Linked DNA regions of Homo sapiens: region 1 is linked to region 2. Evidence: chromatin loops called from intact Hi-C (ENCODE). Cell type or tissue: GM12878. All regions are shown on one strand. Links, peaks and the distances in the headings refer to the core of each region. The heading gives the core; the rest is flanking DNA. Region 1 overlaps LINC00504 (long intergenic non-protein coding RNA 504). Region 2 overlaps C1QTNF7-AS1 (C1QTNF7 antisense RNA 1).

Region 1 (4,391 bases), core at 107-4,106, 400 kb after region 2:
TTACAGGCTCATAGGCAGAAGGGATTTGCCTTGTCTCAGACAAGACTTTAGGCGACTGTTGCAAGGGCATGATTATGTTTTGAAATATGAAGACATAAGATTTGTGAGGGGTCATGAACAGAATGATGCAGTTTGGCTGTGTTCATGCCCAAATCTCATCTTGAATTGTAGTTCCCATAATCACCACATGTGATGGGAGGAGCCCGGTGGGAGGTAATTGAATCATGGGGGCTGTTTCCCCCATGCTGTTCTCATGAGAGTGAATAAGTTCTCATGAGAGCTGATGGTTTTATAAGGGGCTTCCCCCTTCATTCAGCTCTCATTCTGCTCCTTCCTGCTGCCATGTGAAGAAGGACATGTTTGCTTTTCCTTCCACCATGACTGTAAGTTTTCTGAAGCCTCCCTAGCCCCACAGTCAATTAAACCTCTTTTCTTTACAAATTGCCCAGTCTCAGGCAGTTATTTATAGCAGCATGAGAATGCACTAATACACCCACTGTGGATTATGTCTGAGGCTTTTTGTACTTTTCATGCTGAATAAAACAAGATTCTGTTAAAAAAAAAAAAAGCAGCAAAATTCTGTTTTTTGAAAAGAACACATTGTACTTATACCATTATCTCTTTCAGCCTTCAACATGGGCCTGTTGGGTAGCAGAGGGGAGGTATCCTGCATTTACATACTTTCTTGGAGAAGTGAACTGACTTCCTCAATAAATAGTGGAGTTCTCTACAGTTCTACACACTCTCATCTCCTGAAACCCATGGGTCTTGGGTCTTTTCTATCTCACAGTAGACAAGTGACTCCCTTAGCTTAGTGACTTACAGTAGTGGGCTGGTGAATATTGAACAACAGGCTCTCTGAGCAGCTTTTACTAATTTGCATGGTGTGAATATTCCCACCTGGCTGACTTCAAACCATCAGCATGATGTCACTGAATGTAGACTTGGGAAGAGACTTATGCATGCTGGGTTCTCCTGAGCCTAAGGGTTCAATGACCCCATCAGGCAAACCACAGCCTAGGCCCTGGTTGGGGGAGTGGAAATCAATTCTCTGGAAGTTCAGTCCACATGGTCATTTATGGTGTGTCTTACACAAAGAGTATACTGAAGTTCTAATGCTCAGTACCTCAGAATGTTAACTTATTTAAAAATGGGGTTATTGTAGAAGCAATTAGTTAAAATGAGGTCATACGGGAGTAAGGTGAGTTTCTAATCCAATATGACTGGCATCTTTATAAGAAGATAGCCAAGTGAAGACACAAAGACACAGGCAGAAGACTATGTGCAGATGGACAGAGAGATCAGAGTGATGCATTTTTGGGCTGAGGAACTCCTGTAACTACCAGAAGCTTAAAGAGGCAAGGAAGTCTCATCCCCTAGGAGCTTCAGAGGTAGCATGGCTCTGCCAGCACCTTGATTTCAAGCTTCCAACCTCCAGAACTGTGAGAAGATACATTTCAGTTGTTTCAAGTCATCTAGCCACCTTATGCCTGCCTTAGGAAACTAAAGGTCCCTGTGCTTTCTTATACCCTGCACCCCCTGGTTTGAAATATGACTGCCTTTGGGAAAAATCCCATTTTTTTGTGTTTTAAGGTTAAAGTGATCTCTCATTCCACTCCTTCCCCATTTAGATCATGTCATAGGAATCTAGTGCAATGAGCTAAAATATAGGAGAACCCATTGGCTTATAGACCTAAGAAAGTTATATTAGTTAAACACATACTAGGTATCAGGTGCTATACCACTGGTTTTTCATGTGTTGCCACATTTACCTTAATCTTCACAACAACCTCTGAATAGGTATAATTATCCTCATTTTACAAATGGGAAAACAGAAGCTCAGTGATGTTAGGTAACTTGCCTAAGGTCACAGAGCTGGTGGACAGCAGGGAAGACAACTTGGGTGTGGTGAGCAGTCACAGATGCAACACCACATCTTAGTGCTCCACCCTGTGGCTGATTCGTGGGAGTCCCCATAGGCTACAGCTGCACAAACACCTCAGTGAATGCTCCATCTGTGCCCAGAGACAAAATGGGATTTGAGGAAAGGAGAGGAAAGGTGGAGGGCAGTCGATTAAATAAGTAACCCTGCATCTCCTTGGTGAGCTGTTCCACATGGGGTGGTTGCCATTTCCATGTGGCAAATAACAATGAAGGATCCACAGTGATATCACAATATGCTAACCTTAATTCTTCATGTGCATGCAGCACTGAACATCTGTGACAAATTTTCTATTAAATGGTTCTTGTCTATTCACAGGCTCTGGAGCCAGGCAGAGCTGGATTCAAATTCCAGCCCTGAACCTTATCAGCAGTAAGCTGCTTAATCATTCATGAGTTGCTTCACTTCCACCTTTTGTAACCTCATAGGGTTTTTGGGAGGATTCAATTAGGTGAATGGAGTGTGTGCAGTGCATAGTAGGTGTCAAGGAGAAACGCTGACTGCCAACTCCTTGGCTTCTTATGAAGGAGTTTCCCTCAATACTTCTGACCTGTGCCACAGTTTTCCTGCCTGCAGAGTGCATAGCCATGATGGGAGATCATGCTGGGAAACAGGAGAGAAACAAATTGACCAAAAGTTCCAAGTATGTGCCTCAGTTTCCCCATCTGCCTCCCCTGGATCCATGATGCACCATTCTGCAATTCTCATCCCTCTTATGGGTTGCATTGTGAACCCACAAAGAACATATTAAATTTCTAACCTCTGGTACCTGGCAACATGGCCTTATTTGGAAATAATTTGGGTCTTTGCAAATTTGATCAAGTTAAGATGAGGTCATTAGGATGGGTCCTTCCTCCAATATGACTGGCATCCTTCTAAGAAGAGGAAAACACCATCTGAAGACAGAGGCACATGGGGAGAATGCAACATGACCATGGAAAGAGGTCTAAATGCTGCACCTTCCAGTCAGGGAAGCCCAGGGCTACCAGAAGTTGGAAGAAACAAGGAAGGATCCTCCCCTAAGGGCTTCCAAGGGAGCATGGCCTTGCTAAAACCTTGATTTCAGACTTTTTCTCTGCAGATCTGTGAGACAATAAATTTCCCTTGTCTTAAGCCACCAAATGTGTGGTATTCTAAGGCAGCCCTGGGAAACAAATACCCTCCACCGAGGTGCGTGTTACCTGGTGTTAGTGAATGAGTAAACGAATGAAGGAATGAGTGCCTCTGTGTGTGGTTGCTCTTGGCCAGAATGGAGATGAGGGCTGTTGTAGAACAGGAAAGTGTTTTTCTATTAACACCTGAGGTGAATAAGTGTAAGTAGGGCACTGTGGAAAAGGAAAAGACAAGGAAAGGAACCAATGTATATTGAGCACATCCTATGTGTTTGTTCCTCCACCAGGTGAATTGCAAATGTCTCCTTTAGTCTGTGAACCCTGTAAGGTGGGTGTTGTTATTCTAGTTTTCCAGATGGGAAAACTTCAGTTAGAGAGAGTAGACGCTCAGCTTAAGGTCTAACAAGAGAGCAAGGGGCTGAGCAAATTCCAAACAGGGGTTGGTCTCATTCCAACATCTGCCTGTGATATTTCTACTTGATGCAAAGCAATTGAGGCAATAAAAATCAAGTTGTAGCAGGTAAAATTTCAAACAGAGGTTGCAATTATGAGTAGTCATTGCACTTGTCCTGAAATCAGGAGGGAGGAGAGTCTTGATGGAGGCATCCAGTTAAGGCATAGAGAGGTAGCATAGCAGAGTTTATGTGGATGGGTCTGGAGCCATTCTACCCGGGTTCCAATGCCAGCCATCTCCACATTAACTAGCTGAGTGCCTTTGCCACATTACTCCTTCTATTTTTAGGCCTCCTGGCTTGCCATGTGGCAATAACAGGGACAGGGACCATAGGGCTGTAGTGGGGACTAAATGATCATCACAAAAGAAGAAGTTAGAACCGAACTTGCTACATACTGAACATGACAAAGTGCTTGTTGCTGCTATTATTTTTTTATTACTTAAAATGTGACCCGTGCCAGGTCTCCTCCTCCCCCTAAATGACTGTCTCCTTTGCGTGGCTCTCAGGGCATTTTGCTGATCTGCTCTCTGCCACAGTGACTTCCAACACTTGAGCCAAGCTGAAATATTATGTTTCTAATTAGAGAACTGAGTGCCATGTTGGTTCATAGTGCCTTTCCTGAAGCTTTTGGCTGTAATGTTTCACAGCCATTAATAAGGAAACAATCTGGAAGAGAATTTGTAGTCGTGACTTCTAGCACTGATCCAAAAAATGTCTCTCTGGTCCCCAATGTGTGCATATCTCTCTGTTGGTTCACTGAAGGGTGTGGGAGTGCTCCTTTCAGAGCAAGAGCACAAGCCTCACACCCAGCTGGTTCCTGTTCCCAGGAGGACTGTGCATCTCTGGGAAACTCTCTAAATTCTGAAGTAATTGTCCTGGCGT
Region 2 (4,391 bases), core at 148-4,147:
GTTAATAACAGATTCGAGTTATTCCCTTCAGGATTAGATAAGTTATGCTAAAAAATAAATTCAGGGGCTTCAAAACAACAAAGGTTTACCTCCTGGTCACATTATATATTCATTGCAAAGTTTCCTTCTTGCAATCACTTGGGGCCTCAGGTTGATGGAGCAGCCACCATCTCCCATGTTGGGTCACCATAAGGGAGGAAATGCTGCTCTGGGCATCTCACCCCTGTAATTGAATGCTCAACTGAAGTGACATCACTCACTTCCGCTCACATCTTATTGGCCAGAGCTGACCACATGGCCCTCTCCCAACCTCACAGAACAAGGGAGGGCCATTCTACTGTGGGCCTGGAAGGCAGAGAACTAGAAGTTTTTAGAGAGCAGCATTTTCAATAACCACATGCACCCTCCATGGATTTGCAGTGGTAGAGCATGTTGACTGGTAGTACTGATGGAGACCACCTTTATTTGCATTATGTAACAGACTTTTATGGAGCACATCCTAGATGTCAGGGATGATGCCCAGCATGGGAGATGCAAAGTCATAGATAAGTTCTCGGTCCTAAAATGCCACACAAGAAATATGCACTGGATGTTCTGTGAGCTTCAACCAGCCACTTCATCCAGCCTGAGGAAAGGGAAATAGATTCCTGGAGGTGGTGAGTCCTACAGGAGCAGTCGAGCATGCAGAGGCTGGAAAAGAAAGGTGTTCTGGGCAATCAGGACAGCATGAGCCAGCCAAGGCATGGGTGATGCCAGCTCTGCATGTGTAGGGCCCTCCAAGCAGTATTTGCTGCTGGAGCATCAAATGGGAGATGAGATGGTCAAGAAGAGTGAACCTGGGTGGAAGGAGAACTGGTTAGAAGGTAGTGATGGCATCCAGGGAAGAGAGGGTGAGTCCTGTAATTGGGCAGTGAAGGGGATGGAGGAAGGGAGCCAGGCTCCAGAAACCATGAAATGCTGCCTTCGGCTCTGAGCTCCCGAGAAGCAGCAGAGCAGAGGGAGGGAATAACATGCAGCCAGAAGGACAGACCTGGATGCTGTGTGCACCTGCTTGGAAGCCACAACTCTTTGGTGTAAGCCCTGCTTCCCCACTTCATGGCTGTGTTACCCTGGACAAGTTATTTGCCTTCTCTGTGCTTTAGTGTCCCCATCTCAAAAGTAGGGATAATAATAGAAAACGCATAAGTCTGAGGTTATGTATATTAATACGTACAGAGGACAGGGACTGTGGTATCTGGCTGGGCTAAAGAAGTGTGGACTATCTTTTGTAGCCTCTGCAGGGGTTCCTGCCTCTCCCAGCCAGGCCAAGCCTGCTCTGCCAGCTGAAATGTCAACATGGGCGGTTCCTGTCTGAAGTCCCCACAGACAAAGGATGCTTTGCACCCAGGGGACCTGAGCAGTGTCCTTTTCTGTTTGTCTCACAGAGGCCTTCCTTTTCTGGCCGCAGCTGACCCGAGGGTGGGCGGACCCCGCAGCAGGCTCTTTTCTGCTGAGTCATCCTGCCTGGCCTGCCTGGCTGGAGTGACATAGCAGGAGGAGCTGGCTCCCCTGCAGGCTGAATCTGTCCTGGGGGTGGGGTGGGGAGGGTGGTAACATTTTATTTAGGGGGATCAAAAAGCCTCCAGATGAAACAATGGTGGTTTTTTTTTAATGGGTATGGTGGGCTGTTTGCCAAAGCTTGGCCTGCCAAATAGTGCTGGTAAAGGAGGGACTGTTGTCACTGGGTTTTTGGCCATGAATTTGCATCCTAGCAGGAGGCAGGAGGCAGCAGCCTAGGAAGGCCTGGTCTTATTTTTATCGTGTAAGAATGAGGTACCCTTTGGTAGAGTTTGTGAGAATCTGTTTCACTTCCAGAGCTACGCATGCTGAGTAATAATGATTGCTGACTTTTTTGAGCACTTGGTGTATGACAGCCTCTCTACCAAGCTTTCAAAGCATTCTTTCATTCAGTCCTTACCAGCTTGTGAACTAGGTTCTCTTCTTATTTCTGTTTAACCCACGAGGGAACTGACTTTCAGAGCGGTTAAGTCAGTTGTGTGAGGTCACGCAGCAGAAGGTGGCAGAGCAGGCAGTCTGATGCGGGGGCACAATCTCTCGATGGGTACACCTTGCAGAGGGCTGTAGGAGTTACTGGGGGCGTGTGCAGCAGGGAGTCTCACACGCAGTGGGTGTACAAGAAATAGCCTCCATCCCTTTTATCACTATTATTTATTCCTTCTAAACAAACAAACAGCAACCATTCAACATGGCGATGTGATTTTGAAGGGATGATTTTGGTCCTGCTTGAGGACATGTCTTGTGTCTTGACTCCACATCACTAGGACATGGGCAGTCTGCACACAGAGACCTCAGGAATGTGACACCCCGGCCCCCTACTTCTATTGCTTTCAGACTGTCTTGGGTTGACCTTCTTTAGTAGCAGGATGACCTTCACTCTCCATATCTTTATTTCATGGTTCAGGACTCAAATGTGTAGGTTGTAGAAATTTTACAAATTCCAGACAGGCTTACCACATTTAAAATACCACTGACAAGTGTGTAATGCCTACCTTTTTAACTCCATGTAGGTCAGCTACATAGTACTCTCAGGGAGTAAGAACTTTCCTAAAGCAACTCGGAACTGGGCCATTTTGCTTACTTGCTGGCGGCCTGATAATACCAGGGCTTCTCGGTGTTGCTAAGAGTTTCCAAGGAGAGAGATTTGCTTCTCTCCCATTTTCCCCTTCCAGGGCACCAGAATGAGCTCGCTGCTGGAGCCTAGGGCACGTTCTTCACTTGGTCACCATCAAAATAAAATTACCAAGCACGCAGGTACTGACGAAGCCTGTCACTACACAAAATTAATCATTTTAAAAAGTAAATGACCCAGTTTCCTGTGGTGTGTGTTTTTGGGGCCCAGGGAGTGCCCTTCCCCCCTCAAGTGAATTGGAGATGCCTCAGATGATGTCAGCTCACTCTGCAAGCGACAGAGAGATGGGTTGGCAAGATCTGCAGCATGAGCCTGGGATCCGGCTGCCATTTGGGCTGCTGTCGGCATCACTGTGGAGACCATTAATCTTCAACTTACGACGACTGAGCCTTCTCGGGGCATTGAGTTTTCTTGTTCTGTTTTGTTCAGCGTGGCATTCAAGATTCCTTCACAGAAATCTGTGTCGGGGCAGGAAAATGCTATGTGAATTATGTCCTTGTGAAGTCACCATCTGGCCAATATTCATCTTGCTTAGTGAAATATCAAGGACATCCTTCGGCACAGATGCTGCGGGGCAAGAACATAGCACACAAGTGACTGCAGTCATAAACCAACACGCAATCAAGTGTAATTAATGCACCTGGTGCCCACTTCAGAGTTCCAGTCCCACAGTCGCACACTGGTTGGCTTTTCCTTTTTCATATGTGGCTTTTTGTTGTTGTCAGGTTTTTTTTTTTTTCTTCCCTTTTGGGGTGGGGATAGATGTTTGCAGTTTGAATCGGCCCTGGGATCTTCAGCAGTAAATAAGTCACCATCATGGAGCTGGTGAAAATGGGAGTGTTTGTGTGCATTCAAGAAGCTGCATCACATGCAAACCGTACAATACTGAGCAGCATTCTGTGCCTTGAAAAGGCCATTGTCCCGTGCGTCTGGAATCCGTTCTCCTGTTGACACTCACTGGCTTTTGAAGGCCAGGTCCAGATACTGGCCTCCAAGTGCTTTTGTGCCAGATGGAAGAAGGGAAGGGATCCAAAACTTGGAAAAATAAAAGATAAAAACACAAAACAGTCCCCCATGACTTCTCTATCAGCAGGATTTCATAGCCTCCTTCCCCCTTTTCCACACTGGTCTTGACCTGGTGGTGTTTTAAAGTGGTGATGGGAGAGGAAGAGCAGCATTTTGCCTCACTGGAACTGAAATTCTGGAAGCTGTGAATCCTTTCTTTGGATGGAGACCTGGGGGTTAACTAGTGGGGCAAAGGTGGGGAGCAGAAGTTGCAGAAGAGAAACAGTGATATGAGGGCTCCTTATAACCCAAGAGCCATGTAAGTAAGGCATGGGGATATGGGAGGCAGGGGGGCCTTTACCTGGGGTTCAGGGACACATAAGGAAAGTGACCTGGGCTCACTTGCAGTGTTTCTGCTGTGCACAGAGGAGAGGAGGGATGCTCCTACAGTGACCTTGCTGTGGGCAGTGCAGCCTGGGTGCATATGGCGGCTGCGAGCTCATCCTCCTGTGTCACTTCTACACGGAAATAGCAAAATTGCCGTTAGCAATTAAAGGTTTCAAAGGCCCCTGAGTGTCATTAGGGGCTTGTCAATGGCTTTCTCTGAGCTGCAGGATGAATGGCTCCCAATTGTCTCCTATCAAATTAAAGCTCCTTATCATAGGCTGTAGCATCCTCTGCTAATTGGTGCCTGCTT

Evidence for each region. Peaks named below come from ENCODE experiments on the same cell type or tissue, not always from the same donor. Only the 100,000 strongest peaks of a DNase experiment are listed, where the experiment ranks them.
Region 1: it touches region 2 in a loop (1.9-fold over the local background); 8 of 110 quality-filtered maps call a loop at or near these places.

The regions. Positions count from the first base shown.
Region 1 is chr4:14,747,668-14,752,058 of GRCh38, reverse strand. The region is part of intron 2 of LINC00504 (long intergenic non-protein coding RNA 504); the gene reads left to right. Among named protein-coding and RNA genes, the nearest start is that of LINC00504, 140 kb to the left of the region's middle. In GM12878, for the core only: a CTCF peak has its summit at 1,952 (motif pointing left); no DNase peak of the experiment used is centred there.
Region 2 is chr4:15,147,120-15,151,510 of GRCh38, reverse strand. All of the region lies in intron 2 of C1QTNF7-AS1 (C1QTNF7 antisense RNA 1), which reads left to right. Among named protein-coding and RNA genes, the nearest start is that of CPEB2, 150 kb to the right of the region's middle. RefSeq lists enhancers at 1,303-1,442, 578-1,534, 500-1,699, 1,535-2,491. In GM12878, for the core only: no CTCF peak of the experiment used is centred there; DNase peaks (open chromatin) are centred at 1,430 and 1,930; H3K27ac peaks cover 725 bases.